Regions from separate parts of the Homo sapiens genome. Here all the other regions are linked to region 2. The links are chromatin loops, found by intact Hi-C in ENCODE. Cell type or tissue: GM12878. All regions are shown on one strand. Each heading gives the region's core, and the rest is flanking DNA. Links, peaks and the distances in the headings are about the cores only.

The links. Hi-C counts contacts between places; a loop is a spot of excess contacts. Peaks named below come from ENCODE experiments on the same cell type or tissue, not always from the same donor. Only the 100,000 strongest peaks of a DNase experiment are listed, where the experiment ranks them.
Region 1: a loop joins it to region 2, with 4 times the contacts of the local background. A loop is called at or near these places in 11 of 110 quality-filtered maps.
Region 3: a loop joins it to region 2, with 2.8 times the contacts of the local background. A loop is called at or near these places in 3 of 110 quality-filtered maps.
Region 4: a loop joins it to region 2, with 4 times the contacts of the local background. A loop is called at or near these places in 12 of 110 quality-filtered maps.
Region 5: a loop joins it to region 2, with 8 times the contacts of the local background. A loop is called at or near these places in 30 of 110 quality-filtered maps.
Region 6: it touches region 2 in a loop (2.3-fold over the local background); 19 of 110 quality-filtered maps call a loop at or near these places.

What each region holds. Positions count from the first base shown.
Region 1 is chr18:21,193,223-21,198,550 of GRCh38, reverse strand. No RefSeq gene overlaps it. Among named protein-coding and RNA genes, the nearest start is that of GREB1L, 46 kb to the left of the region's middle. In GM12878, for the core only: a CTCF peak has its summit at 3,186 (motif pointing left); no DNase peak of the experiment used is centred there.
Region 2 is chr18:21,848,970-21,854,297 of GRCh38, reverse strand. MIB1 (MIB E3 ubiquitin protein ligase 1) reads right to left here. Exons shown (of 21, transcript NM_020774.4): 17 at 4,910-5,102; 18 at 1,080-1,158. Among named protein-coding and RNA genes, the nearest start is that of MIR133A1HG, 20 kb to the right of the region's middle. In GM12878, for the core only: a CTCF peak has its summit at 2,767 (motif pointing right); a DNase peak (open chromatin) is centred at 1,097; H3K27ac peaks cover 1,410 bases.
Region 3 is chr18:21,738,616-21,743,943 of GRCh38, reverse strand. MIB1 (MIB E3 ubiquitin protein ligase 1) reads right to left here and starts at 3,152. Exons shown (of 21, transcript NM_020774.4): 1 at 2,132-3,152. The coding sequence starts at 2,360. RefSeq lists silencers at 2,156-2,205, 2,326-2,955, 3,146-3,365. In GM12878, for the core only: no CTCF peak of the experiment used is centred there; a DNase peak (open chromatin) is centred at 3,193; H3K4me3 peaks cover 3,540 bases; H3K27ac peaks cover 1,879 bases.
Region 4 is chr18:21,634,884-21,640,211 of GRCh38, reverse strand. No RefSeq gene overlaps it. Among named protein-coding and RNA genes, the nearest start is that of SNRPD1, 25 kb to the right of the region's middle. RefSeq lists a silencer at 1,537-1,737. In GM12878, for the core only: no CTCF peak of the experiment used is centred there; no DNase peak of the experiment used is centred there.
Region 5 is chr18:21,487,142-21,492,469 of GRCh38, reverse strand. It overlaps GREB1L (GREB1 like retinoic acid receptor coactivator), which reads right to left. Exons shown (of 33, transcript NM_001142966.3): 19 at 2,119-2,458. Among named protein-coding and RNA genes, the nearest start is that of GREB1L-AS1, 39 kb to the right of the region's middle. In GM12878, for the core only: a CTCF peak has its summit at 3,149 (motif pointing left); no DNase peak of the experiment used is centred there.
Region 6 is chr18:21,609,031-21,614,358 of GRCh38, reverse strand. SNRPD1 (small nuclear ribonucleoprotein D1 polypeptide) reads right to left here and starts at 2,045. Exons shown (of 4, transcript NM_006938.4): 1 at 1,916-2,045. The coding sequence starts at 1,929. RefSeq lists an enhancer at 1,897-1,986 and a silencer at 2,247-2,296. In GM12878, for the core only: a CTCF peak has its summit at 2,136 (motif pointing left); a DNase peak (open chromatin) is centred at 2,138; H3K4me3 peaks cover 2,318 bases; H3K27ac peaks cover 1,908 bases.

The DNA of each region.
Region 1 (5,328 bases), core at 248-5,247, 660 kb after region 2:
CCTAAACTTTCATCATTTTCCCTGGTAGTGTGAGCAGAGGACTACTAGCACTTGAGGGTTTTTTAGGCTCTTAGAAATCTACAGGACTCTTATCTACTTCACAACAAAATCAAATGCCATGCAAGATTGTGGCTTTTATATCAACCATCATGGCCGCAAAACATAGATAATAGATATAGATAATCTCTATATATAATTGTGTGGACTTTTACATATACTATATATAGATAGTAGTTTGGATTTTTTTTTATTATTACTAAAAGTGGTACCTAATTTCTCCGGTTAATTTTGAGAAATGTTTTATGAGTCTGAGGATGCAATTTTAAAGACAATCGAGCAAGTGCTTTCTAAAATTGTCCACTTGGCTCAGATGAGTCTCCATGTTTGAGTGCATTTTAGACTAGTTCATTGAACATGATAGAAAATGTCAAGGATTCAAAATCTCCCAAACACTTGAAGTTTGTAAGTTATTCTTGTGAGTATCCACTTGAGAACATTTGCAGGGAAGAGCAAGCATCAAAGGAATTGTAGTTTGGTTAAAAACAAATAAAGAAACAGATTGAGTCCAGAAAGAACTGGGGCTTGAGCCCTGCAGTGTCACATACTGGTTATGTGGGTTTGGGTAGTTTCTTAACATCACTGACCTCAGTTTCCTCAGCTGTAAAACAAGAGAGCAACACCTACTTGATAGGGTTGATGTGAAGACTAAATAAGTTAAATGGGAAAGCACAGAAAGTGCTCAGCTCAGCCACTGACACATAAAATATATTCAATAAATGGTAACCAATGTTATTAAAAATATATTAAGGAAGCAATATCTAAGGCATGACTCCTATTTATAATGTTGGCTACCGTAATCTGGACAGTTGTTCCCTATCTCTTCTGTCCAATCTTGGAAAAAATATTTTTGGAATAAGAAATGAAAAAATTTTTAATAGTTTTACACAAACTATATTAGAAAACAAATTAACTTGAATTTAGAAGCAATAACTTCTGTGCCTTAAAAAGGGTGCCTAAATATTATTTTCAGATAGTTATATGTGTTTATAATGTTCCTCCCCTGTGGTAAACTGAGGATGGAGGAATAAATTGAATCAAAATACATGGTGAAAAATAACTGGATTCAGAAGACCCTGAGAGACAAAAAAAAAAAAAAAAAAAAAGAAGCAGATGATAGGAACACTTCATTCCAATCCCTTAAAATGTGATTCTCAGTTTCTCTGTTAGATCCAATGACAAAAGAAGCATATTATCTAGGCTCAGGCTGGCTGGAGATTGATCTGCTGAATGGAGCTAAAAACAAATTTCCAAGAAAATTTAATAGATTGACCTTCCCTATACCATACCAATAAATTTTATGGGAGAAATTACCCCTCTTTAATGAAAGGAATAAGATGTTGCTCCATTTCTAACTTAATCCGTGTAAATCACCCGGGAAGGGTAGGCTTGTCCAGTAAATGTTCTCCAATAAAATGAATTGCAAAGAGGCTAGACTATTTAATAACAAGATGAAATTTTCAGTTATTTGAGGAAGCTGCATTCACTATATAACAAAAAGCGTTATTACCACAGGAGAAATACTTTCAAGATTCACTGTTCTTTCACTAATATAAATAACTCCTTTTGGGCAGTTCGGATTATTTAGAATCCAATAGAAAAAGAACATTGCTGGTAATATCTGCTGTAATAGAAAGCAATATCAAATCCTCTTTTCTGGAAGCATAGGATTGTGATGGCTAGACAATGTTCCTACAATTCGTTGCTTAAACTGTTTCATGGTTCTTTTTACTATATGAACTTTCTTAGATTAGTTCAAATTTGAGGAGTTTTTACCTGAAGTTGTTCCTTAAGGGTTCTATGTAAAATAGATTTAGAATGGAGTTGGCCTCTTTCCCAGAGCTGAGGGCTTATAGTGGCTTGGGCAGCTTGGGCAAAGAGACCATTAAGAAAATTCTTGTGGTAGGAGAGAGGCAGTGGCTTGGACCAAGGTGGTGCCAGTGGAGATAAGAGTAGTGGACAGATTATATATATATACACACATTTATATATATTTATATATATATATTTATATATTTGTATATATATATTTTATTTTTATTTTTATTTTTTTTTTGAGACAGAGTCTCGCTCTGTCTCCCAGGCTGGAGTGCAGTGGTGCGATCTTGGCTCACTGCAACTTCTGCCTCCTGGGCTCAAGTAATTCTCCTGCCTCAGCTTCCCGAGTAGCTGAGATTACAGGCACCCACCACCACGCCCAGCTAATTTTTGTATTTTTATTAGAGACGGGGTTTCACCATGTTGGCCAGGCTGGTCTCGAACTCCTGACCTCGTGATCTGCCTGCCTCGGCCTCCCAAAGTGCTGGGATTACAAGCATGAGCCACTGCGCCCGACCTAGAGATATATTTTGAAGGAAGAACCAGTAGATTTATTTGCTAATGATTTGGTTATAGATTATGAAGGGAAGGGAAAAATTAGGAATACCACAAAGTTTGAGGCTATAATAATTGAATGGGAGTGGAGCCATTTACAGAGCTGGTAAACTGGGAGAGTGTTAGATTTGAGAAGGAAGATAAAAGGTAACATGATATGAGTCTTCTGTGTATAAGAAACATCTAAAAAAATTAAAATAATTAAAGCACTATCAAGCCTTTGCTTTTGAAAACATGTTCTAAATTTTTTTCCATGATATAGTATTGTTTTGGTGTAATCTTCAGACCTCTTTTAAACTATTTAACACTTTGATAGCTCTACAGATAATCATAATAGATCATAAAATATTTACTACTCATTTGTATTGCAAAGGGTTAGTTTATCTTTTATGAAGATTAAAAGACAAATTTTTCAGCCCTCTCTCCAAGTTCCATTATTTTACCCCCCAAAACACAATTAATTACATGCTTTTGAAAATCAATATATTTGTTTCAATAGCAGTACTAACTGGGATGGCAGGGCTAAGCCAATTTATTTAATGGAGTAGTTTTTGTTTTGGGATTGAGTGATTCCTTGTTGAACCTGCATACATATAAAGACTTGGTTTCATTAAAACAAACAACAAACAAACAACTTCAGGACAGAAATGCTTTTATTTTTAACTCTGAGATTTAACCAGGAAAACGACAATTTTAAAAGCTGAGTTTAGACGTAGAATTAATAGCAACTCATTTGCTCAAACAAAAGATAAGAGTGCCATCTAGTGTTCATTAGGAGTATCTGTAACTTGGACTACTATTTTCTCAATTACAGCAGAAAAACAAATGAGGGGAGACAAAGGAAAAAGACCACTGTGATAGCCACAGCAATTGAAAATAGGGACATGATTCCTGAGAGCTCAGAGAGGGGCACCAGATCTGAATTTAGAAATTAAGAAGTTGCATCATGAAGTAGCTACCTCCTGAGCTGATAAAGGAGGAACAGTCACAGGTGACAAGGGCAGGAAGAGCACTGATGTCTAAGACATGAGTCAAGGTGGGAAATCAAAGAACAACATAATTTTGTGGGCAAGTTTAACTGCTTGAGATAAAGCAGTGGAAAGTGAGTGCCTGGAAGGAAGGCTAGAGACGGGAGCAAAGCTGAGATCAAAGAGAGTTTGTATTTTCTATGCAATGGGAAGCCACTCAAGAGACAGCCTTTCATGGTGGCCCACCCCTGTAGTACTAGCTACTCGGAAGGCTGAGGCAGGAGGATGGCTTGAGCCCAGAAGCTTGAGGCTGCAGTAAGCTATGGTCATGTCACTGCACTTCAGCTTGGGTGACAGAGCAAGACCCTGTCTCTAAAAAAAAAAATAAAGATAAAGATAGAAAACAGAGAAACAGCCTTGCAATTCAGATACAACCCTGGCACCATATGGGGGATGTATTAGGGTGGGAATTGAGACTAAAATTATGATGTAATTATAGTAGATGATGGTAGTAGTAAGCAGGAAAAAAGGATGACTCAAATAATTGGAAGAAAAGATAAATAATTAGGTTTGATGGCTGGATGTCATCTTTTAGAGTTCAGATAGATTATATTTTTATCAATTAACATTTTAAAATTCTATTTAAAAGAGTAAAGTTAGTGGGAAAGATGATTAATTTCATGTTGACAAGTTAACCTTGAGCTGCATGGGAAATAGTGATGTGTTGATGCTAACAGGCAATTGAATATCTGGTTCTTAAAGCTTTGAGGAGAAGGTTAAGTAGAAGATATAAATTCATTTTCATCAGCACAGTGGTGGTTGCTGAAACAATGTGAACAAGATCACTCAGGAAATATATATAGTATAAAATAAGAGCCTGGATAGAAAAGACATTACTAATGCTTAGTTTAAAAGAATGATTTGAATTTGGATATGTTCAGAATATATTAGAAAGAAAGGAGATAATTTCTTTAATCTCAAATTATAATTCACTGATGAGGATCAGTGTTTCAGAAGTTCCCTGTTGAGGTCTATCTATACAAATATTCAATGAATACATTTTCTATTTATGAACTATATTAATCAGGACCCTTTCAGCAAAGGATAGGAGCTAAAGTTGCAAAATAGTTCGAAGAGTTGCTCATATCCTTCATCCAGCTTCCCCTAATGTTAACTGACATATTATATAATTTTAGTACAATAACTTGACAATTTTTTATCCCAGAAAAGATGGTATCCTTTCTAAAACATTGTGACATAAATTCCTGGTCAATTAAGATGAGATGTGACTATTATATTCAATAGTATTTCCTTAGAATTAAAGAACAAATTTAAATCTGGAAGTTCTTAAAGTCAAGGACATTTGACATCTTTGCTCTTTTCCAGTTGTATTTTAGATAAAACGTTTGCTTGTCTAGATAATAAATTGGGCTGTTTTTCCTCCCCTAGAGTACTGATGAAAAGTACCACAATAATTATTGAATAATATATGGGAAATGTCAACAGAGAAATGGAAACTATAAAAAAAGAGCCAAACGGATATTCAACAACTGAAAAGTACAATTTCTGAAATAAAAACATTCACTGGCTGGGCTTAATAGTGATTGGGGATGGCAGAAGAAAGGGTCAGTGTGTTAATCTGAGTTTTCTGAGAAGTAGACACCAAGAAGAAACCAAACATGCAAGGATTTCTTTTTATTGCAATAGTTTTTGGGGAACAGGTGGTTTTCTTGTTACATGGATAAGTTCTATAGTGGTAATTTCTGAGATTTTGGTGCACCTGTCACCCAAGCACATACGCTGTACCAATGTACAGTCTTTTATCCCTCACCCCCTCTCTCCCTTCTTACCAAGCCTCCAAAGTCCATTATATAATTCTTATGCATTTGTGTCCTCATAGTTTAGCTCCTACTTATAAGTGAGAACATAC
Region 2 (5,328 bases), core at 61-5,060:
AGAAACCATGTGGCCTACAAAGCCAAAAATATTTACTATTTCACCCTTTACAAAAAATGTCTGCCAACCTCTGGCCTATGAAAACTTAAGTAACCTGAGTCCTTTTTTACTTAAGACAGAGAATTCTCTATGTGCCCTTTTGATAGTATTGGGTAATAGCCATTATACCACTCTTTGGTAAACAGAAACAGTCACTTTAGGCAAAATGTTACAGAAGAAAACGTTCACCCTTTCTTTAGTTGACCAGCTGCCTATTGGAATTTTTTTTTTTTTTTTTTTTTTTTTAAGACTGAGTCTCAGTCTGTTGCCTAGGCGGAGGACACGAGAATCACTTGAATTGGGAAGGCAGAGGTTGCAGTGAGCCGAGATTGTGCCACTGCACTCCAGCCTAGGTGACAGAGCGAGACTGTGCCAAAAATAAAAAATAAAATAAAATAAAATCTTTTATTGACAAAATGAAGAAAAGCAAAGGGAAGAGAATATTTAACAGTGTATGAACTTGAACAAGGGCAATATGAAAAGCAAAGGACTTCAAGAGAATATGTTTAAAAGAAACTTAAAAACATTTTTTAAATTTTAATACTGCCCTCACAAAGAAAAGATTTCTAAAAGCTCTCTTGACATAAAAGCTTACAGAAGGCCAGAAATTACAGCCCCAGAAATGGTTGCTGTTGGTTCTTCTGCAGTGAGGAAAGTACACAGGAGAGGCAATATTAAGGTGAAGCCAAATGAAGACGTGCTAATTTCATATGTGAACAAAGGCGAGACTAAATGTTTCAACATTTATTTTTCAAAATAAATTTCTATTATGTGTGGAAAGAGACCCTTTTGTGCTAATACAACTGAAATCAAAATCCAAGGTGGCAGAACACAGCATATTCAGTCTTCCCTAATGCTCAGACGCATGGAGGGAAACAGCTGACGTTCTAGTACAGAGAAAGAAATAGAAGGTACTCGAGGCCCATCAACTTTTTTATGAGTTATCCAAAATCAAAAGCAAAAAAACCCTCAAAAACATAATTTTTGTTTCACTTTCTATTTTTATAATAATATTGAGGAACTCTGCATAGGCTACTTACTCTCACAAGCACACATGTGGCCACAGGGTTGAAAAAGAACAGCTGCTTTCTTGTCAGAGCATACCACACATTCTTCAATCTATAGAAAAAGAGGTTACAGCACAGTGACCATTTACAGATAAATCTAGTAACTCTTAACAAGTTCAATTATATCCAAATGTATTTCCTCTGTAAGAAAACACCTAGGCACAGAGAAATTTAACACACACTTTCCTCCCATCCTCTACTTTCCTGGTTATTCATTTTCACATCTTTATATACCCTAGCTTAACAGGCACTTATTTCTATTCTACCTTCATCTCCCTATCTGTCCTAAAATATAGAATAGAAAAAACTCCATTTCCTCTGAGGAAGCCTCTGGAGGCTTCAATATTTTTTTCCCCCAAAAACTACTTTTGAGGGGAAACTAAAAAAGACAACGAACAAATAAAGTAGTAAAATAAGAAATGACTGAAAGACAGATTTCTAATATTAATAAAAATCTAGCTAGATTAGCCAAATTGCTAAAATCCACGAGGGATTTTTCTGTTTACCCACATTTAAGAAACTCTACCTTAAAGTGCCCTTTTCCAGGACTTGGTCAATTCCCATGCTGCCTGAAGCCCACAGCTTTGGGCTATTCTTTTTCCCTGATCTCTAGCAAGACTTCCACAGCCTATTCATAATCTCCCTCACTTTCACCTCTTCTTCATGTCCACTTAATCTGAGCTTGGACATTTAACTATTAACCACCTTGGCTCTGGCTTCCTGTATCCCTACCCCATAGCCCTTGGCTACTCATCTGTCTTTCACCTATTCTCCCTTCTAACACACAGTCACATTTAGCCATCTCTTGTGTCACCAAAAATGGTAACTACTACTCACCTACAGCATCATCCAAACAACCAAATACATGCACGTGTGCTCTCTCTCTTTCTCTCTATGGACTTTCCCAACTTACACCTCAGTATGTACATAGAATTTATGTAAGTATAGAAAAAGCAGAATGCAGAATGCAGTAAGACATAGTTGATCAAGACACTGACATTCCTGGATTCAAAATCTACCTCCAACACCAACAAATTACCTAACATTGTTGAGCTACAACATTATTTATCTAAACAATAAAGAATAATCCTTCACAGAGTGATAAAGAGTAAATCAGATATGTATAAAGTAGTTCAATGTGTAATATATAAAATCAGTGCCTAATACATAATAATTATCTTCTCCTTTCTATATAACATGTTGATTTTTAAAATGATTTCCATTGCATTTGTCTTTTTGTCTGAATTGTTTCTGAAGAGTTTAAAATAATACAGCAAACTGATCTAAAAACCATATCTGTACCTATTCCGCTATTATAAGAAAAAAAAACTGTAGCCATACCTTTTCCTCCAATTATTTCCTCAGGTTATACTTCCAGGAGTGGAGTTACTAAACCAAAGCATATTGTGTAATGTCTGTACATATAGCCGGGTTGGCCACCTAGCCTCCAGCAGTGTTTAGAGAGTGCCTGTTTGCCATTTTCCTTGCTAGCACTTTTTAAAATGTATTTTTGCTACTTCAACTGAAATAGTTCATGTTAATTCAATTAATTTCCTTCTTTGTATTTCTCTAACAGAAAAGGATCCCATGCTTGTTTATACCTCCCTCCAAATACTGTAATTTGTTTTTCTTCAATGAAGACATTCATTATCCTTTAACCACTTGGGGTCACTATTTCTTCGTAGTCAAAGGCTCTACAACCAACCTGGCAAATCTGTTGGGTGGGTATATCCGTAGTTTTTCTACTTTTCTATAGATTATAAATTTATAAGATTATAAATTATAAAACTTTCATAATTTAAAAATCAAATTGCAAGCCTATTAATTCTCAGAATAACTATATTCAAAAGGTCTGAAAAAGAACGAAAGCATATTCTTTCCTCTTTCCTCTCTCCTCTGTTCCATCAACTATCCCTTGCAGACATCGTTCTTAATTTTGTCTATGCATCATAACACAGTGAAAAGAACAGGGGCTTAAGAATCAAGAGACCTGCATTCAAGAACCAGATGTCAGTCCATTTCTTTGAGCTGCAGCTTTTATAAGAATAACTTCATAGCTGAGACTCTGCTTCTGACAACCAGAGGCTCTGAACTCCTACTCAGTTTTTAACTCTCTTAAAGCACCTACAACACCCAATATGGCAGAGTTGCTTATATATAAGTCATAGTTTACCAATAGATTACACATTTTTAGCAGGTAATTATTATATACATCTTTGTCTTGACTATAAAACAGATGTTCAATAAAGGTTTGTTGAAATAGGGCTTAATCTAACAAAAAGTTTCAAACACAATGGCAGAATACACAGATCAATCTAAAGACAAAAGAATGGCTTAAATTTTTGTTCTTCTTTTGTATTCTTTCCCAAACTATTACTTCGTAAACAGGTAGCTAAAGCGAATTATAAATGCTAAGTAGAATGATCCACATTAATTTATTAAGCAGGGTTAACACCTATTTAATACAAATGAAATGCCAACACAGTGTCTGGCACACAATAAGTGCTATTAGTTCACCCTTCTCAGCTTTATGAATTGATCAAGCAGCTACATACATACAAGCACTCCAGTATTCCTATCAAAAATAACTTCCTTGTGCTTTTTCCTGTGCCAAAAATTCTACGAAAGATACATTAATTTGGATCATAAAAACCATCCAGGCTTAGAAGGTTGAAAGTAGAAGAAGCAGGGGCAAGGCAACACCTTTTAAGTCCCTGCCAGCTAATTCATTATGATAATTACTAACAGCTCCTTTCTTATTAATGATGGTTAATGAATAGCTTAAGAAAAAATAAATAGCAAGACAGAAATAAAGATTATAAAAAGAAGGGAATGGAAAAAGAGTATAAACTCCATGAGTTTTTACTTCAAAACCAACATGCTCTTTGGTTTAAACTATTCACCTTGAGAGAAACATTTGTAAGAAACTCAAATTTCACTTTATATGCAATACACACACACATTTGAGTATTGAAAAACTAAAAAATAAATTATTTCAGTAAACCAAAATTAGTAATCTGGTACAGTTATAATAAAGCACTAAGTTACTCAGAAAAGAACTATACTTCTCAAAAAGCAAAAGGAGTCAGGAGAGAGAAAAAGTTCAGAGTAGATATAGATTTTGGCCATCACTAATTACAGGGAGACAAGACTTTATTTGCCTCCAGATGGGACATAATGTAAAGTGTGTGGCACCAACTGTGAAGCTTTCTTGCCAAAAATGTTAAGCTGACCCTGATCAAACTATTACATCTAACTTCCAGCTTACAGGAAACACAGAAGATAGCAAGTTAAACAACACCACGATAGAACAATCAAATCTAGAATGTGTGACATTCTACCAAAAAAATGAATTATTTTACAAACATGAATGCAAAACAGTTTTTGTACTCCAAAAAAAGTGCAACATATAAGTAACTATAATCCAAAGTGGAAGTAAATGTATCCTTAGGTTATAGGGAGCTTTGAAAGCAAAATGGTAGATAATTTTAACTTTACCATACTTTAGATATAATGAAGGAAACACATTAAGAGCTAAAAAAATTTGACAGTAAAAATGGTGTATCAATAAACTCAAACAATAATTAACTTAGCAAATCAGTACATTAATAAGCAAGACTGTAAACAAGCAATAAAATAAGAAATTCTGATCTGATAAATGCAGAAATTATATATTCCTATATTTAAATCATTGTTTGGAAGAGCAAAATTACACAGACGCATGATGTCATTAAATCTTATTTATCATTAATTCTAGTCTCAACTTCATAAAATGACAAAATACTATATTAAATATATCTTACCTTTGTCCTGGATTGAACCTGTTCTTTACAGATGAGGCATTTCTTGACACGTGGAGAACATAAAGAACAGGTAGCAATATGTCCACATGGACCAAAAAGAGTATCTCTCTTCATATCTGAGCACACCATACACTCTTCTAAGGTTTCAGAATCATTACTAATCATAGAAGGACTCCGAGAACCCACTTGACCACTAATAAAAGAAAGTATTTCAAATCAAGCCTATCTTATTACAAATTCACTAATTAAAATGTTTTAAAATATACCTGGAGCATCATTAGTATACATAAAAACTAGTCATATTAAAAAATTAAGCTTTAACATCTGTATGTGAAACATTAAATTTTTGTGTTTATATGCGTCTCTGCATCTTTAGATACTTCTAACACAATTCAAACTTCAAACTGAACACTCACTCA
Region 3 (5,328 bases), core at 191-5,190, 110 kb after region 2:
AACTAAGATTCTAAAACAGTTACTTCTGAAAAACATCTACGTTTATATTAAGATAATAAAACTATTAATATGATAGATACACCCCATACTACAAACATATAGATAACATTAATGTCCCTTCAAAAATCACCGTAGTAAAGAATCTGTTACACTTTACCCTAGATACTTAAATTTCCTCATAAAGCTACAATTACTGATACCAAGAATTCCTCCAAATAAGGGTTGTGGTCAGACTTTAGCTTGAGCTAGCACGACAACAAAACTTCAAGGCTGCAGGTAACAAAACAAAACCCTGTCTCAAAAAAAAAAAGAGTAGGCAGAAATTAGGCATAGGCCTCAAACACTGTTGCTGGCAGTTTCAACTCACAAAACGTCTTCAAAAAGCAATTAGTCAACATCTACCAAAATGTTAAATATGTGCAATGTTTTGATGCAGCAATTCCACTTCTTCAGAAATACTCAACACATATACACAAGGATATATGTACAAGGATATATTCACTGCATCATTGTAAAGAAAACATGAAATAATAAAACGCCCATCGATAAAGTCCTGGTTAGATAAATCACCGTATCCAATCACTGGAATACTATGCAGCCATGAAACAATGGAACAATCACCAATATAATTTAGTGAAAGAAACGAAAGTGCAGAGGAGTGAATATAGTTTATTATCATTTGCACTTAAAAGGGGATTAGATTTATAGTATAGTCACACACATGCTTGCCATGCAATAGAGTATTCTGCAAGACTACACAAAAAACTGGTAACAATGGCTGCCCCTTTTTGTGCTGTTGAATCTTTTCATTTTCTTCTAGTCATGTACATACACCCTTTTTAATATTCAAAAAGCTATCTGAAGCCTGGCCTTGTGGCTGACTCCTGTAATCCCAGCATTTTGGGAGGCTGAGACAGGAGGGTTGCTTGAGGCCAGGAGTTCCAGACCAGCCGGAGAAATAAAACGAGACAACTGTCTCTAAAACAAAAATTTTTTTTAATAAATGTTTTTAAAAAGCCAGCTAAGGAACACAATTTTACGAATTATCTGTTCAAAAACTGAGTTGGCTTGTGTTAATTTCTTTATTGCTACTGATAATAACTGTGAGCCCATTCCAAGATTTGTAAGGCTTTGCCAAACTCAATGTCTTAGAAGTAGCTCATTTAGGAATTCTGAAAAGTACCCAATTTTAAATGTGAACTATTTTCTACAGAATCAAGGATAAATATCAAGGATAAATAATACCAAAGATGAATCTATATGAAAATGAATTTGTTATTTATTTTGTGAAAGCAAGCCTTTGGTTTAATCATTTAGAAACTCTAGCGTCAATAACAGACCCCTAAAATTCACTAATCAAGATTCACTAATCAAGGACCCTGACTCACTGCTGGGTGAATGAGTAAGATTCTGACATCACCTTACTGAGACGGACGTTAGTGTAACAAAAAATAACATCAGGTGTCCCCCACGCCGATCTGCCACTTGGAAAAAGTATTTAACACAAAGAAATGGTTCAAGAGCTCAGGATGTTTTTCTCTCTATTGATATAAAGATATAAAATAGAACAATTTGGATGAAAAATCATTCCAGAGTCCCAAGTAACATTTGGCTACTGAACTCCAAGTAATTCTGTGTCACAGGAGGTTAAAAAAAAAAAAAAAAAAGGCATCTCCACAAATCCGAGGTACCAAGGCCCCTTGGCAATTATAAACGGTCAGCTGAGCACCATATGGCAAAGCAAGCCTCCCTTCAGACAGTTATCACTTGGTGGCTGATTAATTTCAATGGCTTATTAGATAGGCCTCTCCAGACCCCTTCCCAAGAGGAGGAGTCGGGTTGGGGGACCTGTGTCTGTTCTCTTCCCGGTGCTTTGTGTCTTCCAGGCTTGAAAGCATCCCGGTGATGGTGCTGCCATCATTTCCCTTGGGGGTAGAGGGTCTTTTCTGAAAGTGTTTGTTCACCCGTTCGGAACCTAGAATTCCTTTGGCGCTTTGCCTTTCCGCTCGCTCCAGCCGGGCGCTGCCCACCAGGTGTCCCACTGCAGACCTCTCCCCGCGACACCGACGCCCACCGCAGCTCGCCCCTTCCCCCCGCGCGCGCAAGCCCTGGCCAGGTGGCCGCGGCTTACCGGTGGGCGCGCTGTCCAGGATGCGGAGGTCGTAAGCCCCGGAGCAGCGGTAGTTGGCAGCTGTGCCGTTGTCCCACACTACCACCACCTCCTCGGGGCTCTCGAAGCTCCGGACGGTGCCCACATGGCCCTCGCCGCCGTCCTGCTTCCCCCACTTCCAGTCCGGGCCGCGCACTACCCGAGCGCCAACCCCTTCCACCATCACCCGGTTATTCCGGGAGTTACTCATCGGGGCCCGGGCGGTGGGCTCCGCCGCTGCCGCCGCCGCCGCCGCCGCTGCCGCCGGGGGGCCCGTGAGGGAGTTGGGCCCGGGCCGGACTCTAGGCGTCGGCGGGGGCGGCAGCGAGCCCCGGGGGACGTGAGAATAACTCACGGGGGCGGCGGCGCGGTCCCCGCGGAGCCCAAAGCCGCTGCCCAGCTGTCGCCGCCGCGCCCCCCGCTCGGAGTGGAGGGCGGCCCGCGGCTGCTCGGAGGCGGCGGCGGAGAGCGGGCAGAGGGGAGGGGGCCGTGGGCGGGGACTCTCCCGCTTCCTCCGGGCTCCCCGGCCAGGCTACAGCGACGGCCGCAAGGAAACCACGCTCTCCCCCGGCCGGCAGCGCGAGGAGCGCAGGGGGCCGGGGGAGGCTAGCCCGAGGGGGGCGGCGGGGAGCAAGCTTAACTGCCGGCCTTTCTGCCACCCCGGCCCCTCGCTCGGGGGCGGGCACCCAAGCGCCGGCGCCGCCTCCTCCCCCGTGGGCAGCGGTGGTACCTCCCGGCGTCCGGCGAGCGCCCGGGCCCTCAGGCCCCCTTCTCTCTGCCCCCGCACCAGCCGCCGCGCTCCGCCCCGCCACAGAGTCCCAGCCGGGCGAGAGCGACTCCACATCCGGGTACCGCCGTACCCAAGGCCGGAGCGGCACCTTCTCAGAGTGTCTAGGAGGGGGATCCTCGGCAATAATAGAGTGGGAAGGCTTCCAGAGAGCCGCGCGATCGCGGGAAGAAAGGAGGAGAAAACTGATCCCTAAGCGTCTCTCCAGGGTCCAAGGAGAGTGCGCATGCGCGCGGTCTAGAAAAAGGGCGGACGGTTGCCCAACCCCAGCCCCGGGCGATGGAGGGGCGGGCCCAGGGGCGGATCCCTGGAGTTGCCGCCCGGTGGTGCCGCGCGCCCAATGAGCTATGAGGAAAGCGGTTAGGCCGTCCTGGAGGCGGGGCTGGAGAAAGTGAGGGTGGGGAAGCTACCCGGGCTGCTGGAGCTGTGCGGCTGTGATGTGGCCAGTTTTTCACTAACTGCTAGTTTTCCTAGGCGAACTAAATGTGAATTAGGGATTCCATATTCTTTTAGTCTTCTTTTTTAACGAAGGTAGAAATACATTCACAAATTCAGGGCGATCTGTATTTGTGTGTAAATTGAAAACATTTCAAACCAGACAGAGCAGGTTAGTAGTGTGTTTTTAAGCTGAACAGCATGGTATGGAATGTTGTGAGCAACGGTAAAGACTTTTAGAAGGTGTGTCTTGACTTTATGCAGAATTAGGGTGATAGGCAGACTCCAAACTTTGCTCATTAATAATTGCCTCCACTCACGAAAAAATTCAGTCCCTAATTACAAAATACAACCTTCAAAGGAAGATTCGAAGACTGTAAGAGAAGTTTCTGGTTGCCGTTATTCAAATGACATTATGCTGCATAGGGTTTAAAACCAGTGTTTCCACAGGCCAGCACTGTTGGCACCGTTAGCATGCATTGTTAGCATAAACTGTTGCTTTTCCTGATAGTCAAAGGAGGGAAATGCTAACAGAATGGATAATCAAGGGAAAAGACAAGAAAACGGACGTAAAATGTACCCAAGGAATTACTATGTACTGAAATAAAATTTTTTTTGTTTGGTTTTTTTTGTTGTTGTTTTTTTTTTTGCTTTGTTTTTGAGACAGGGTCTCACTGTCAGCCAGGCCGGAGTGCAGTGGCGCCATCTCCGTTCCCCGCAACCTCCGCCTCCTGGGTTCAAGGGGTCCGCCCACCTCAGCCTTCTGAGTAGCTGGGACCTCAGGAACGCACAACCACGCCCAGCTAATTTTTTGTATTTTTGGCAGAGATGAGCGGGGGGGCAGTGGGGAGCTTCTTGGGGGATATATCTCACTATTTTCCCTGGCCGGACTGGTCTCGAACTCCTGAGCTCAAGCAATCCTCCCACCTCAGCCTCCCAAAGTGTTTATCCCAGGGATAAAGCCAACTTGATAGTGGTGGATAAGCTTTTTGATGTGCTACTGGCTTCTGTTTGCTAGTATTTTATTGAAGATTTTCGCATCGATGTTCATCAGGGATATTGGCCTGAAATTTTCTTTTTTTGTTGTGTCTGTGCCAGGTTTTGGTATCAGGATGATGCTGGCCTCGTAAAATGAGTTTTACGAAGGAGGGAGGATTCCCTCTTTTTCTGTTGTTTGGAATAGTTTTAGGAAGTACAGTAACAGCTCCTCTTTGTACCTCTGGTAGAATTCGGCTGTGAATCTGTCTGGTCCTGGACTTCTTTTGGTTGGTAGGCTATTACTTATTGCCTCAATTTCAGAACTTGTTATTGGTCTGTTTAGGGATTCGACTTCTTCCTGGTTTAGTCTTGGGAGAGTGTATGTGTCCAGGAATTTATCCATTTCTTCTAGATTTTCTAGTTTATTTGCGTAGAAGTTTTTATAGTATTCTCTGATGGTAGTTTGTATTTCTGTGGGATTGTTGGTGATATCCCCTTTATAATTTTTTATTGCATCTATTTGATTCTTCTCTCTTCTTCTGCATTAGTCTGGCTAGTGGTCTATCTATGTAGTTGATCTTTTTCAAAAAAACAGCTCCTGGATTCATTAATTTTTTTGAAGGGTTTTTCGTGTCTCTACCTCCTTCAGTTCTGCTCTGATCTTAGTTATTTCTTGTCTTCTGCTAGCTTTTGAATTTGTTTGCTCTTGCTTCTCTAGTTTTGTTGGTTTTTTTTTTTTTTTTTTTTTTTTTTTTTTTTTTTTTTTTTTTTTTTTTTTTTTTTTTTTTGAGATGGAGTCTCACTTTGTGGCCCAGGCTGGAGTGCAGTGGTGTGATCTCAGCTCACTGCAAGCTCCATCTCCCGGGTTCACGCCATTCTCCTGACTCAGCCTCCCGAGTACCTGGGACCACAGGTGCCTGCCACCATGCCCAGCTAATTTGTTGTATTTTTAGTAGAGATGGAGTTTCACCATTCTAGC
Region 4 (5,328 bases), core at 240-5,239, 210 kb after region 2:
ATAGATAAAATGTATGCATGTATGTCACAAATATGCATCAGCAATAAGCAGTCAAATTCATTTTGGATCCTATCTGTATATATATTGTAAAGTTTTGGGGTTTCAAAAGTACCAATTAACTACACTCTCCATCTCCAGATTTTGAATTAAATTGAGAAAACAGATGGGGGCTATCTGCTTTATTAATGGTAAAGCTAGATTTAAAACATAGATTGGATTGGAAGATAAAGTGAAATGCCCTCCTTCCCCCAAGGCACAACTCAGGATGAGTTTATAGGGAGAGCTGAATGCACACAGCACATTTACCCCAAGTGTGGGTCACGCACAGAAAAGAAAGCTATATAGTGTGGAGCTCCTCCAGGCCTGCCTTTTGGTGGATGCCCCCAGGGAATGCCAGCAGAACACAGACTCCCTTGCTGAGGGAGGGAAACAAAATGGTCAACCCTCTTCTACCCTCAATATTTTATGAGCTGTATTCTATTTTATAGGCTCAGGCAGGAATATAGAAAGAGGAAGAAATGTGTTGCCCTTATACAAAAGATAATTTAGCCAGACACGATGGCTCATGCCTGTAATCTCAGCACTTTGGGAGACCGAGAAGGGTGGATCACCTGAGGCTAGGAGTTTGAGAACAGCCTGCCCAAAGTGGTGAAACCCTGTCTCTACTAAAAATGCAAAAAATTAGCCGGGCATGGTGGCAGGCGCCTGTAATCCCAGCTACTCGGGAGGCTGAGGCAGGAGAATCACTTGAACCTAGGAGGTGAACGTTGCAGTGGGCTGAGATCGCACCACTGCACTCCAGCCTGGGCAACAAGACCGAAACTCCATCTCAAAAAAAAAATAAATAAATAAAGGTAATTTATAGGTTAAAATTTTCATAAATATTCCCTGAGAGGTGTCATTTTATGAGAACATTTAATAAAGGCTAGAACCTGTTAAGTGTGATTAGGAAACTCAAGCACATTATTTCTTACTGAAATATAATCCACAAAAAATAAATCCATAATAAATTCAAAATTATAACTCCAAAGAGACCTTGGCCTAATAAACATGCTTCTCACTGAACTACAATATGTTCTTAATAGAACATTTGCTTCTTCTAAGTTGGATGCCAACAAAACATCCACATAAACAGACATTGTCAATGTGTAAATATAGAAGAAAAATATTACACAAAGTGTAAATATAGAAGATACATGCAGAAAGGCAAGGTTGCAGTTTAGTGGGTGGGAAAAACTAGGTTAAAGGTGAAAGTGACCGGGCACAGTGGCTCACGCCTGTAATCCTAGCACTTTGGGAGGCTGAGGCAGGCAAATCATGAGGTCAGGAGTTCGAGACCACCCTGGCCAACATAGTGAAACCCCATCTCTACTAAAAGTTCAAAAAATTAGTTGGGCATGATGGTGGGTGCCTGTAATCCTAGCTACTCAGGAGGCTGAGGCAGGAGAATTGCTTGAACCTGGAACGCAGAGGTTGCAGTGAGCCAAGATTGCACCACTGCACTCCAGCCCAGGTAACAGTGTGAGATTCTGTCTCAAAAAAAAAAAAAAGTGAAAGTGACTAATGGTGAGTAGATATGCAAATGAGGTGATGATCAGGAGAGAAGATGTGAAGAATTGGGCTCTGTGATGGTTAGTTTTATTGTGTAAACTTGACTAGGCCACAGGGTGTCCAAATATTTGGTTAAACATTATTTCTGGGCGTGTCTGTGAGAGTGTTTCTGGATGAGATGAGCATTTGAATCAACAGATTGAGTAAAGAAGATTGCCCTTCCAAATGTGGGTGAGCCTCATCCAACCCATTGAGAGCTTGAACAAAACAAAAAGGAATTTGTTCTCTCCACCTGTCTGAGCTGAGACATTGGTTTTCTGCCCTTACACTGGAATTCACACCATCAGTGCTCATGGTTATCAGGCACTGGGACTCACCCTGAACTATGCTACTGACTTGTCTTAGTCTCAGCCTCCATAATCATAGCCAATTCCTTACAATAAATTTCTTTCTGTATCTCTCCAATCGGTTCTGTTTCTCTGGGGAATCCTAATACAGTCCCCCCAAATAGTTGATTGGTTTTCTTTAATCTATTAATGTCCTGGCCCGGTGCATTGGCTCACACCTGTAATCCCAGCACTTTGGGTGGTAGAGACAGGCGCATCACCTGAGGTCAGAAGTTCGAGACAAGCCTGGGCAAGATGGCAAAACCCTGTCTCTACTAAAAATACAGAAATTAGCCTGGCATGGTGGTACACACCTGTAATCCCAGCTACTCTGGAGGCTGAGGCATAAGAATCACTTCAACCCAGGAGGCGGAGGTTGCAGTGAGCAAAGATCATCACACCACTGCACTCCAGCCTGGGCAACAGAATGAGACTGTCTCAAAAAAAAAAAAGAAAGAAAAACAAAATTTCAACATGAGATTTGGAGGGGACAAACACCCAAACTATAGCAACCTGTATATTTAGATGCATGCTAGCCAAATCCCTCAGATGATGTAATCTTTCTAGCAAGCACAAAAAATAATTATCAAATGCTCTAATCGTGCACAGTTAAGGGGAAGTACTCAATAAAAACAAATGCTAGGCCTCTGACTCAAATCTTTTTTTTTTTTTTTTTTTTTGAGACAGAGTCTCGCTCTGTCGCCCAGGCTGGAGTGCAGTGGCGTGATTTCGGCTCACTGCAAGCTCTGCCTCCCAGGTTCACTCCATTCTCCTGCCTCAGCCTCCCAAGTAGCTGGGACTACAGGCACCTGCCACCATGCCCAGCTAATGTTTTTGTATTTTTAGTAGAGATGGGGATTCACCGTGTTAGCCAGGATGGTCTCGATCTCCTGACCTCGTGATCCACCCGCCTCAGCCTCCCAAAGTGCTGGGATTACAGCCACTGTGCCCATTTTTCTTTTTGTTTTTTAATTGAGACAGAGTTTCACTCTTGTTGCCCAGGCTGTAGTGCAGTGGAATGATCTCAGCTCACTGCAACCTCCGCCTCCCGAGTTCAAGCAATTCTCCTCCCTCAGCCTCCTGAGTACCTGGAATTACAGGTGTGTTCCACCACGCTCAGCTAATTTTTGTATTTTTAGTCGAGACGAGGTTTCAACATGTTGGCCAGATTAATCTCGAATTTCTGACCTCAGGTGATCTGCCCGCCTCGGCCTCTCAAAAGTGCTGGGATTACAAGTGTGAGCCACCACGCCCAGCCCTCTGACTCAAATCTTAAAACTTCAGAATAGAAGTCGGATTCAGATTGTGCAGAAATATACATCAGCCTGTGACAAGGAGCAGACATGGAAGTGACTCTTAATTGGAAACATCCTGCTGGAACCTGAATCTTTCTTTTTTTTTTTTTTTTTGAAACGGAGTCTTGCTCTGTCGCCCAGGCTGCAGTAGTACGATCTCGGCTCACTGCAAGCTCTGCCTCCCAGGTTCACGCCATTCTCCTGCCTCAGCCTCCCGAGTAGCTGGGACTACAGGCTCCCGCCACCACGCCCGGATAATTTTTTTATTTTTAGTAGAGATGGGGTTTCACTGTGTTAGCCAGGATGGTCTCGATCTCCTGACCTCGTGATCCGCCTGCCTCAGCCTCCCAAAGTGCTGGGATTAAAATCTCATCCCTGATTTAGAAGGCTCTTACTGGGGAAAAAAAAGTAGCCATTGAATGGCTACTCAACCAACCATGGATTAAGACAAATGAAACCGAAGCTCTAGTCTTGGAAGTTTTCATCAGTTGCCTTTCCATATTTTATTTTAGCTTCTAGAATTCCATGGCTGATTTTCATCCCCAGATGCATCAGACTTACCCGAGAGGTTCCCCAGAGTGGAAGGCTCCGGGTCAGGTCTGTCCTCAAATGGCCAGCTCTGTCACTGTGAAGCCTGCTTAATAGTAAACACAGGACAATCGTGGCCTTAGCTGCCTTGCAGTTTCCCTCCTCCAGGACCTAGTGCTCCCCTGCAGCCAGCAGACAAGAGCCAATTATTATGAGATATGCAGTGATTTGGAACGAGAATTGATAGAGAGGTTTTGTTTCCAGAGCATGTAGCTTATTGGAACCCTATTTCAGTCAAGAGATATTGGATGGTTTCTTACCTCCTCTCCTAAAGACAGGCTGACCCAGTGTGGTGTGTTCCTCACTGTAATTCTAGGGTACACTCGGGTAAAAATATAATTGTTGCTTAATTTTCCTGAGCATCACTATAGAAAGATGGAAATAGTCATGATTATAGTGGTTTTAATATGATTGTCATGTTTTATTTTCGAGTCCATCAACTTTTATCTTTAATTACCCAAAGGTCAGTCTGTACTGACCTTTGTATGAAGCCATAATGGAGCCAGGCGTGGTGGCTCACACCTATAATCCCAGTACTTTGGGAGGCCAAGGTGGGCGAGGTCAGGTGTTCCAGACCAGCCTGGCCAAGATGGTGAAACCTCGTCTCTACTAAAAGTACAAAAATTGGCCGGGCGCAGTGGCTCACACCTGTAATCCCAGCACTTTGGAAGGCCAAGGTGGGCGGATCACGAGGTCAGGAGATCGAGACCATCCTGGCTAACATGGTGAAACCCCATCTTTACTAAAAATACAAAAAACTAGCCGGGTATGGTGACAGGTGCCTGTAGTCCCAGCTACTCGGGAGGCTGAGGCAGGAGAATGGCGTGAACCCGGGATGCAGAGCTTGCAGTGAGCCAAGATCGCACCACTGCACTCCAGCCTGGGCAACAGAGTGAGACTCCGTCTCGGAAAAAAAAAAAAAAAGTACAAAATTAGCAGGGCATGTGACACACACTTGTAGTCCCAGCTACTAGGGAGGCTGAAATGGGAGAACTGCTTGAACCCGGGAGGCAGAGATTGCAGTGAGCTGAGATCATGCCATTGCACTCCAGCCTAGGCAACAGAGTGAGACTCCGTCTAAAAAAAAAAAGAAAAAAAGAAAAAAAAAAAAAGAGAGAGGAAGAGGAAGGAAGGGAGGGAGGGAGGGAGACACATAATGGAGAATACAAAAGGAAGAAAAGAAGAAAAGATTTCTACCCTAAAAATATTAAAATCGGCTGGAGACAAACTGAACAAGACAGCAAGACTTAAGGATATATGCTGAATAGCATTTGAGTAGTACAGAACAGCTTAGCACAGAGAAAACCCACACAAAGGGAAGCCATCAGTGACTGTGACAGGGAGTGAAGGAGGGCAACTGGGGAATACATCCTAGGAGGTAGGAAAAGCACAGAGCCCGTGCATCCTCCAGACACCAGTGGCTTATTGTGGCCCTTGGGCAAATAAGTTCCACCTCTGTCAGCTTCAGTTTGCTCAACTTGAAAACAGAAGGCAAGGACTAGATGGTC
Region 5 (5,328 bases), core at 235-5,234, 360 kb after region 2:
GGAGAAGACCCAGCAGCCTCACGTGCATTTAGGTCATCTCTGGCAACAGATGTGGGAGACTTAGCATGGTGCTGCTGATTGTCCGCCTTTCCAAATTCTTTTTCTTTTTCTTTCTTTTTTTTTTGAGACAGAGTCTTGCTCTGTCGCCCAGGCTGGAGTGTAGTGGCACAATCTCGGCTCACTACAAGCTCCGCCTCCCGGGTTCACGCCATTCTCCTGCCTCAGCCTCCCGAGTAGCTGGGACCACAGGCGCCCGCCACCATGCCTGGCTAATTTTTTGTATTTTTAGTAGAGACAGGGTTTCACCGTGTTAGCCAGGGTGGTCTTGATCTCCTGACCTTGTGATCCGCCCGCCTCGGCCTCCCAAAGTGCTGGGATTACAGGCATGAGCTACCGTGCCCAGCCTCCAAATTCTTCATCATTAGCAATATTCAAATGGTCTCAAGCCCGTAATTCATGTCTCCATGAATTATACTGTAAGAAGCGTTTCCGGAGTTTTGTTATTCATCCTAGGAATTCCACTGTAATGTAGTCTATGACTATAACATAAAATTGTGAACGTGTATCTATATATGAAACATAAATGTTACAACTTCTAAATTTAGGAGTTTCTATTTTTTGGACAATTTTATTTGTTCCAATTGCTTATTAAGCTAATACAAGATATTTTGTCTGCATTTTGGATTATTCAATTTAGGTTAGCTAACTGAACACAAGAAGAAGATTTACATCTCCAGAACAATTTTTTTTTTTTTTTGAGACAGAGTCTCGCTCTGTCGCCCAGGCTGGAGTGCAGTGGTGCGATCTTGGCTCACTGCAAGCTCCGCCTCCTGGGTTCACACCATTCTCCTGCCTCAGCCTCCTGAGTAGCTGGGAATACAGGCACCCGCCACCACACCTGGCTAATTTTTTTTTTGTATTTTTAGTAAAAACGGGGTTTCACCATGTTAGCCAGGATGGTCTTGATCTCCTGACCTCCTGATCTGTCTGCCTCAGCCTCCCAAAGTGCTGGGATTACAGGCATGAGCCACTGCGCCCAGCCCAGAACAATTTTTGAACACTAAATAATCATCCCCAAATTAGAACTCTTAGAGATTATACAACCCAATTCTCTCATTTTGCAGATGGGAAACCGCAGCCCAGGGTGAAAATGCAAATTCCCCCATGACTATGTGCCTTCTTTTCATAAAATTTGTGCTGAACCAGATTTTCCTTAACCCAATTTAGCTCAGCATTTAATGTATAGGGCGCAGAAACAAGTTGGTCTAACTCAGACATACAGTAGCTAGCTCAGTTCCATACCGACATGTAGGTGGATATTTGATTAAATGCTTTCTAATGGCTAGGCCCCACTGGATTACAGGCCCAGAAAAACCGAGTCAGGCATAAGGTAGGGAGTTAGGTTAGTTGGCTGAGGGTTCTACTCCTCCCACCCTGATGCTTGACAGGAGAGGAAGGGGAGAAGCAGTCAATCACTGGCCGTGCAGAGGGAGCAGTGAGGGACTCAGTCATGCACTAAATTCTTCTGTAGGGCGCCTGGCAAAGTCTCAGTCCAGCCAAAGCCTTGGGGCTGAGGGTCAAAGCAAGTAAAAAGAAACAACAAACTGCTGAGGAATCCACATGCAAGAGGGCTAGGAACAGTTCTGAGTACTGAAGATGAAACAGAATACTTTACCGACTCTAGACATGAGCTCACAGAGAGGCTAGATGAACAGAAAAGAATTAGTGAGTTGAGGATACTTAAAACATTACCCCACAGAGGTCTGAGAGGATAACTTACCTTTTTTTCTCAGAAAACAGATGGCCATGGGCTACATGCATCTTGAACAAGGCCAATAAACATGGGGTCAAATTGGGTCATCTCATTTTTTTGCACCTGCAGTTGGAGAGCATGGAAGACCAACTGCATGCACTAACTGCATGCTATAAAGGGCTGGGCAATCTTTACAAACTGGTTCTAATTAAGAAAGTGAATATGTCCCTTAATTTAGCCTTATCATTGTCATGGAATCACACATGTGATTCTATTAAACTCAGGCCCCTGAGCCACCTATGTAGGATTCCTAGAAAAGAGAAACAAATGGTATTTTAAAGGAGAAATGTCTGTCCATTGCTAACCTTTAATCGCGCCACAAAGTGAGTTGCAACACTGAGTTCGGTGGCCGGGTTCCCAAGGATGATCTCAAACCGATACTGCAGACCCAGTTTGTCGCGCACCTCCTGTAGCCGCTCCTTGGCTAACATCGCCAGCTGCACCGAGGGCACCCTGATAATGAGCATGTGTCCCCTCCCACTTTTGTTTTTGCCTGGGGAGCTGATGAGGTCATCCATAATGCTGAGTGTTTCTGGTGTGCTGTGGTCGCGGAGTGACGCCATGGTGGTGAGAGCCATCAGGGCCTCAGAGTACTGCTGGATGAGAAGATAGCAGCGGACGACCATGCTGTGCAGCCTGGGGTACCTTCAACAGAAAACAAGGCACTAGCACTCAGGCAGCAGGGCCAGCTGGGAGCAGCAAGGCCTGTGCAGTAAGAATGCAGATTAAGCATGGTGGGGAAGGGGCTACTGATCAGTGTGGTGGGGCTTTAGTTCTAGAATGACCTGGGATCCTACATCACTGGAAGGAAAAGGTTGAGCTTCCAAAGCATGTGAATCAACCTGTTGGGATAAGTACAGCACAGTAAAGGGGTTTAGAGATTGTCTAGAAACCTCTTCTCAAAGTATGGTCTACAGACCACCAGCAGCAGCAGCACCTGGGAGCTTGTTAGAAATGCTCAATCTCCCCACCCCAGACCTACTAATCAGAATCTGAAGCTTAACAAGACTCCCAGGGAATTGCATGCACGTTAAATTCTGAGACACGCTGGTCTATTCCATTCATTGCCAGCATAGTCATCATGGATAATTCCTGGATCCTCACCTCTTGCTGGTGGTATTGGGTTAGAATGGCAGCACTGTCCACTTATTTCTCTGATATATAAGATTACAATACAGGAAACTGAGGCATTAATGTAATATCTGTCGAGTATTAGACATAAAAAGGGTAATTATTACTACTAATCTGAGGTCAGCCTCACAGATAGCAATTTCTATCTTTCCATAAACTGTTCCTTGGTGCTGGAGAAACTTGGAGCTGACTGGAGAAATAGCACCCCCTAGTGTTGTAGCCTCATCACCTGAGACCTGGCTCCGTCAAGGGAGCCAAGCAAATCTGAGCCTGGTAGCAGCAGCAGCCTTTGGTACCATTTTCCCCTAAGCCTGGACTGCCAGGGAAGAGGATCCCTTTGTTAAAATCGGCAGTTTTTACAATTATAGGAGGTAGAAAACAAATCTCTCCTTTTGGTGCTACGCCTCAGCCAGGCCTGATGACAAAATGAGTACGAATGGGCAAAGAGGACCCAGTTACAGGCATGAAGAGCTGCTAGTCAAGAAAGCAGGTGCTTGGCTACCCTGAGCACACTGCCCAGCAGTACTTCTGCTGCTGAATAAAAATAAAATTTTTTAAAAAAGAAAGTAGGCTGGGCGCGGTGGCTCATGCCTATAATCCCAGCACTTTGGGAGGACGAGGTGGGTGGATCACTTGAGATCAGGAGTTCGAGACCAGCCTAGCCAACATGGTGAAACCCCATCTCTACTAAAAATATAAAAATTAGCTGGGTGTGGTGGCGGGCGCCTGTAATCCCAGCTACTTGGGAGGCTGAGGCAGGACAATCACTTGAACCTGGGAGGTGGAGGTTACAGTGAGCCGAGATCATGCCATTGCACTCCAGCCTGGGCGACGGAGTGAGAGTCTGTCTTAAAAATATAAAAAAGAGAAAAAGAAAGAAAGTAGGTGCTGGCAAAGTGGGCTCTGGGTCCAAGGTTGGCCAATGCTCTCATGGAGCCTGGTAGAATAAGGCTGGGGCTGTGCACTTTCTTTCTGGTTGCCATTTGGTAGCAATGCAGCCACCAGCAGCTGGGTAGGCTAATGGGGGATTTCACCTTTGTTCCATTCTATAATTCTACTTAAAATACAACAAGTGGTCCACTGGCCTTGCACAGAAAACCTCCAGGTCAAAGAAATGCCAATGACAGCTATCAAATGAATAACACATGAACACTTTTGAGGTGTTTTAGAACTGGAAAGGACCAAGATGCCCTGTATATGAACAACTCTGCCTTTTCTTTTTCTTTTTTCGAGACAGAGTCCCGCTCTGTCACCCAGGCTGGAGTGCAGTAGTGCAATCTTGGCTCACTGCAACCTTCGCTTCCCGGGTTCAAGCAATTCTCCTGCCTCAGCCTCCTGAGTAGCTGGGATTACAGGCATGCGCCCAGCTAATTTTGTATTTTTAGTAGAGACAGGGTTTCTCCATGTTGATCAGGCTGGTCTCAAACTCCTGACCTCAGGTGATCCGCCCACCTCAGCCTCCCAAAGTGCTGGGATTACAGGTGTAAGCCACTGCACCCGGTCTTTTTTTTTTTTGAGATGGAGTCTCACTCTGTCGCTCGGACTGGAGTGCAATGGCGCAATCTCAGCTCACTGCAACCTCCGCCTCCCAGGTTCAAGTGATTCTCCTGCCTCAACCTCCCAAGTACCTGGGATTACAGGTGCCCGCCACCACGCCTGGCTAATTTTTTTTTTTTTTTGTATTTTTAGTAGAGACAGGGTTTTACCACGTTGGCCAGGCTGGTCTCGAACTCCTGACCTCAGGTGATCCACCCACCTTGGCCTCCCAAAGTGGTGGGATTACAGGCATGAGCCACCGCGCCCAGCCCACTCTGCCTTTTCATAGAAAGAGAATGAGTTCAGGGGCAGAGAGAAGTTCAGCTGCTTGTCCCAGTTCATACAACTGATCAGAGACAAAGCTAGCTCTAGATTTTATCCAGCCTCTAGCAAGGTCTTCACACATTGCAAGGATTTAGCTGGCTGGGTAGAAATGAAGAAATCCTTCAGTTCAATAAATCCTGGGCTGGTCCCTTCAGGTATTCAGTAAGTCATAGCTACTATTAGGCTGGGGTGACTGGGTTGGAGGAAATAAGTATAGATAATCTATGTTTCAAGCTTAATGCTTTTTGCTGGGCCACGTAGAAAAGCCAAAGTTAGAATAAATGGTAACTTTGATATCTGGCATTTCTGTTTCATACTCTGGAAGAATCATGAAGTCAGAAGTGCACAGTTTCTCCAATCTGTCATGCTTGCATTAAACTATACTTACAACTTTTGTAGCACAAAACTACAATAGAAAGTTGATGAGATCATCATTTAAAATAAAAGTTAGGAAACTCTGAATGATGTTACCAGAAAAAGAAGATGCATTTCAAGCTGGTGGATGTAACAGGTGGGTAGGAATG
Region 6 (5,328 bases), core at 121-5,120, 240 kb after region 2:
CAAGGTGTATTACACAAAATTGAACTATGAGTGGATTAAGATTCAGATTGGCAGGTATGGAGAAATTTCAAAAAATGTAATTTTCTTTTTTTGAGACCGAGTCTCACTCTGTTGCCCAGGCTGGAGTGCAGTGGTGCGATCTCAGCTCACTGCAACCTCCCAGGATCAAGTGATCCTCTTACCTCAGCCTCCTGAGTAGCTGGGATTACAGGCGCCCGCCACCATGCCCGGCTAATTTTTGTATTTTTTCGAAAGAATGGGTTTCACCACGTTGGCCAGGCAGGTCCTGAACTCCTGACCTCAGGCGATCCGCCTGCCTCAGCCTCCCAAAGTGTTGGGATTACAGGCGTGAGCCACCACGTCCAGCCTAAAAAATGCACTTTAAATTCTATGACTTCCTATCCAAAGTTATAGTTCAAATAAAAATATACCAAAAATTAACCTTAAATGTCTTTTGTACCAACTCCTCCCTGAATATAATTTTTTTTTTTTTTTTTTTTTTTTGAGATGGAGTCTCGCTCTGTCGCCCAGGCTGGAGCGTAGTGCCACGATATCGGCTCACTGCAACCTCTGCCGCCTGGGTTCAAGCGATTCTCCTGCCTCAGCCTCCTGAGTAGCTGGGATTAAAGGCGCGCGCCACCACGCCCCACTAACTTTTGTAATTTTCGTAGAGACGGGGTTTCACCATGTTGGTCAGGCTGGTCTCGAACTCCTGACCTAGTGATCCACCCGCCTTGGCCTCCCAAAGTGCTGGGATTACAGACGTGAGCCACTGCGCCTGGCCTCCTCCCTGAGTGTTGAAGGCTTTTATGTGTTATTTAAAACGTTTCAAACAAACGTTACTTCAGACGTTATCTACTTGTCTGTCATCCCCACTAACCAGAAAACTCCAACAAGGCAGGTACTCTGCCTTTTAAAAAATCCTATTACCAGCGCCTAGTATGTAACAGGTGCCCAATAACTATTTAGCGGATATTGACAATCCTTGACTCAACAGGAAAAAAACAAGCTAAATATTTATAATTGCTGGCTTAGCTATTAGAAACGTCTGCCTCTGTTCCAGGCTTAGTCTCAAGGAAAAACACCAAAACCAAATCTACTTGCAGGTAGTTTAGAATTATTCACATCAGCAAACAAGTTTTCAGAAGACTCACCTAACTGACAGGGTCTATTTATTTCTTAAGAAATAAAACAGGAGAACTATATATTATCTGAGTAATCAGCCACAATTACGTTGTGATAATTTCTGCCCTATATTGGGAGATTTTCCTAAATAAAAAGCCTACCTTAAAGGGAAATAGAGGTGGAATAATCAATCACAAATCTAAGGAGGATAAAAAGGTAAACTTAAAAATCGGCCGGGCACGGTGGCTCAAACCTGTAATCTCAGCCCTTTGGAAGGGCGAGGCGGGCAGAAAGCTTGAGCCCAGGAGTTCGAGACCAGCCTGGTCAACAAAGTGAGACACCATCTTTATTTAAAAAAACAAAAACTTGTGAAGCCGGAAGTCCTTCTCTGATTTAAAATATTTTGCAAACAGGTTTGTTTCCAGATAAGCTCATACAGCTTTCTAAGTACTGTTAAGCAGGACTGGGGAGTTCCACTCAAAAAGAAAATGAGTAACTGTAAGAGGGAGATGTGTCCCAGGAGGCGCTGCATCTTTAAAGCCTCTAAGTCACTAGGCAGGAAGAAAAGGCTCGGCCTTTATACCAATCTCTTGGAAGACACGCGGGATCCGCGAGCGACCCAGGCGGAAGCCCAGGCCCGAGCACGAGCTGCGGGCGCAGTAAGGCCGGCCGTTAGCAGGCCGCGCACACGCGGCTTTCCCGCCTCCTGCAAATGGGAGAGCCCAGCCTTCCGGACTCCGGGCCAAGCCCTCCCTTCACAGCCCCCAGAGCTGCTTGGTCACTCCCTCACCTCACGAGCTTCATCCTAGCGGCGCCGTCACCCTCTGGGTCCGACAGCACACAGAATCCTTCAACCGAACACTGACCGACTGCAGTATGAATGGCCGGAAGCGCCTACTCCAGGGGCTCCGGACGTCAAGAGCGCGCGGAGCACTGCAGGCGCATGGCGGAAACGCCGAGGCTGCGCTGGGCCGCACTCTCTTCCGGCCGCGAGGAGCGCGACTGCGGCCCCTGGCGGCTGGAGGTTGCCTTGCGACGGCTGAGGGTATCGAGGGCTGGTCTTGGAGAAAAATGTCCTACAAGAGAGGGAGATTCGAAGAGATTAAATCCAATTAATAGGACTGTCGCATTTTGGGAGGCCGAAGCGGGGGTATCACCTGAGGTCAGGAGTTCAAGACCAGCCTGGCCAACAGGGTGAAACCCCCGTCTCTACTAAAAAGACAAAAAATTAGCTGGGCGTGGTGGCGGGCGCATGTAATCCCAGCTACTCGGAAGGCTGAGGCAGGGGAATCGCTTGAACCCGGGAGGCGGAGGCTGCAGTGAGCGGAGATCGCACCACTACACTCCTGCCTGGGCAACAAGAACGAAACTCCGTCTCCCAAAAAAAAAAAAAAAAAAAAAAAGTACTGTCACCATCACGTTTCTGAACAGCAGGGCACTGTGAGTGCAGCACCTAATACAAATTCCTCACTGAACGGAAAGAAGGTCTTAGAGAAGCCCAAAGTCTTATGCTGATTCTGTTCCAACACCAGGAACCTAGCATTGCTTACTGTACCTGAAGCAAATCACACAATGGGCCAGGCGCTGTGGCTCAAGCCTGTAATTCCAGCACTTTGGGAGGCCGAGGCGGGCAGATAGCGAGGTCAAGAGATCGAGACCATTCTGGCCAACATGGTGAAACCCCGCCTCTACTAAAAATACAAAAATTAGCGGGGCGTGGTGATGCGCGCCTGTAGTCCCAGCTATTCGGGAGGCTGAGGCAGGAGAATCGCTTGAACCCAGGAGGTGGAGGTTGCAGTGAGCTGAGATCGTGCCACTGCACTCCAGCCTGGCAACAGAGCGAGACTCCGTCTCAAAAAATAATAATAATAAAAATAAAATCCACAATGTAGCAGATTATTTTCACTTTAAGTTCCAATCTATAAGACAAACTTTTCAGTCTTCATCTTTCTCAACATCTCATCAAAATATATATATTTTTTATTTTTTTGAGATGGAGTCTCACTCTGTCGCCCAGGCCGGAGTGCAGTAGCGCGATCTCAGCTCACTGCAACCCTTGCCTCCCGGTTTCAAGCCATTCTCGTGCCTCAGCCTCTCCAGTAACTGAGATTACAGGCGCGCATCACCATGGCCCGCTAATTATCGTCTTTTTATGTATGTATGTATGTACGTACGTATGTATGTATTTTGAGACAGAGTCTCCCTCTGTCGCCCAGGCTGTAGTGCAGTGGCGCGATCTCGGCTCACTGCAAGCTCCGCCTTCCGGGTTCACGCTATTCTCCTGCCTCGGCCTCCCAAGTAGCTGGGACTACAGGCGCCAGCCACCACGCCCGGCTAATTTTTTTGTATTTTTAGTAGAGACGGGGTTAGCCAGGATGGTTTCGATCTCCTGACCTCGTGATCCGCCCGCCTCGGCCTCCCAAAGTGCTGGGATTATAGGCGTGAGCCACCGCGCCCGGCATTATTGTCTCTTTAGTATGTGAGCTTCATCAAAATTTAACACAAACACTCCCCTTCCCTCTTTCGGGTTTCAGGATGCCAAGCTCACCTGGCCTTTTTCCTTATCCTACTAACTACTCTTGCTTTGTTTTGTTTTGTTTATAGACAGGGTTTCTCGCTCTGTTGCCCAGGCAGGAGTGCAATGGCACAATCAGGGCTCACTGCAGCCTTGACCGTCTGGGCTCAAGCTATCCTCCTGCCTCAGCCTTCTCAGTAGCTGGGACCACAAGTGCGTGCCACCATGCCCAGCTAATATTTTATTTTTTATTTCGTAGAGAAGAGGTCTTACTATGTTGCCCAGGCTAGTATCCAACTCCTGGGCTCAAGAGATTCCACTGCCGTGGCCTCCCAAAGTACTGGGTTTACAGGCCCAGAGCCTCCATGCCCAGCCTCTAACTACTCTTTCTAAATCTCCTTAGCTGGTTCCTCCTTCCCTATGGAGCCAATACATGTCACAGTGTTTCCCGGCTTGTGGCTGTAGTCTTTTTATGTATACTTTTTCTTTTAACCTGGTAATCTCCTCCAAAACCATGACTTTGATTTGTATCTCTAGCCTAGACTTCATCGCTGATCAACAGAACTCTTAGATATTGTAAGACAATACTTATCGGCTGGGCATGGTGGCTCATGCCTGTAATCTCAGCACTTTGGGAGGCCGAGATGGGCAGATCATGAGGTCAAGAGATCGAGACCATCCTGGCCAACATGGTGAAACCTCGTCTCCACTAAAAATACAAAAATTAGCTGGGCGTGGTGGCGCATGCCTGTAGTCCCAGCTACTTGGGAGGCTGAGTCCCAGCTACTCGGGAGGCTGAGGCAGAAGAATTGCTTGAACCCGGGAGGCGGAGGTTGCAGTGAGTGGAGATTGTGCCACTGCGCTCCAGCCTGGGCGACAGAGCAAGACTCCGTCTCAAAAAATAATAATAATAATAAAAATTAAAAAAAATAAAGTTTCCCCAGGTGAGTCCTACACACATTAAACTTTGATAAATATTGCCCTTTTTTTGTTGTTTGAGACTGACTTGCCACGCCTGGCCAAAACTTTATATTTATTTATTTATTTATTTATTTATTTTTGAGATGGAGTTTCACTCTTGTTGCCCAAGCCGGAGTGCAATGGCACGATCTCAGCTCACTGCAACCTCTGCCTCCTGGGTTCAAATGATTCTCCTGCCTAAGTCTCCTGAGTAGATGGGATTACAGGCACTCACTACTGCGCCCAGCTAATTTTTTGTATTTTTAGTAGAAATGGGGTTTCACCATGTTAGCTCGGCTGGTCTCGAACTCCTGACCTCAGATGATCCATCCACCTTGGCCTCCCAAAGTGCTGGGATTTCAGGCTTGAGCCACCACGCCCAGCCTGGAAACTTTAAAATGAAAATCTGATTCAATCGTTGTGGGGCCTGAAATTCTGCAGTTCTAACAAGCCTTCAGTTGATGAAGCTGCCCCTACTCTATACACATCAATTTGAGTAGCAAGGCTAAAACGGATATTTGTGTGTTGCCTTCTCAACATCTATTCCCTTGTCTTTCCAAATGTTTCTAATATTCTTCTTGTGATCCTTGTGGTCCTAAGAAAGCTGACTCTACCCTTTTAATACTCCATTCCATTACTTGTTCACAGTAGGTTTGGGATCTAAGTTGATCCAATTGGACCTTTAGAGGGAATGTTCTTTTCTTTTGTTGTGAATGGAAAGGGAGTAA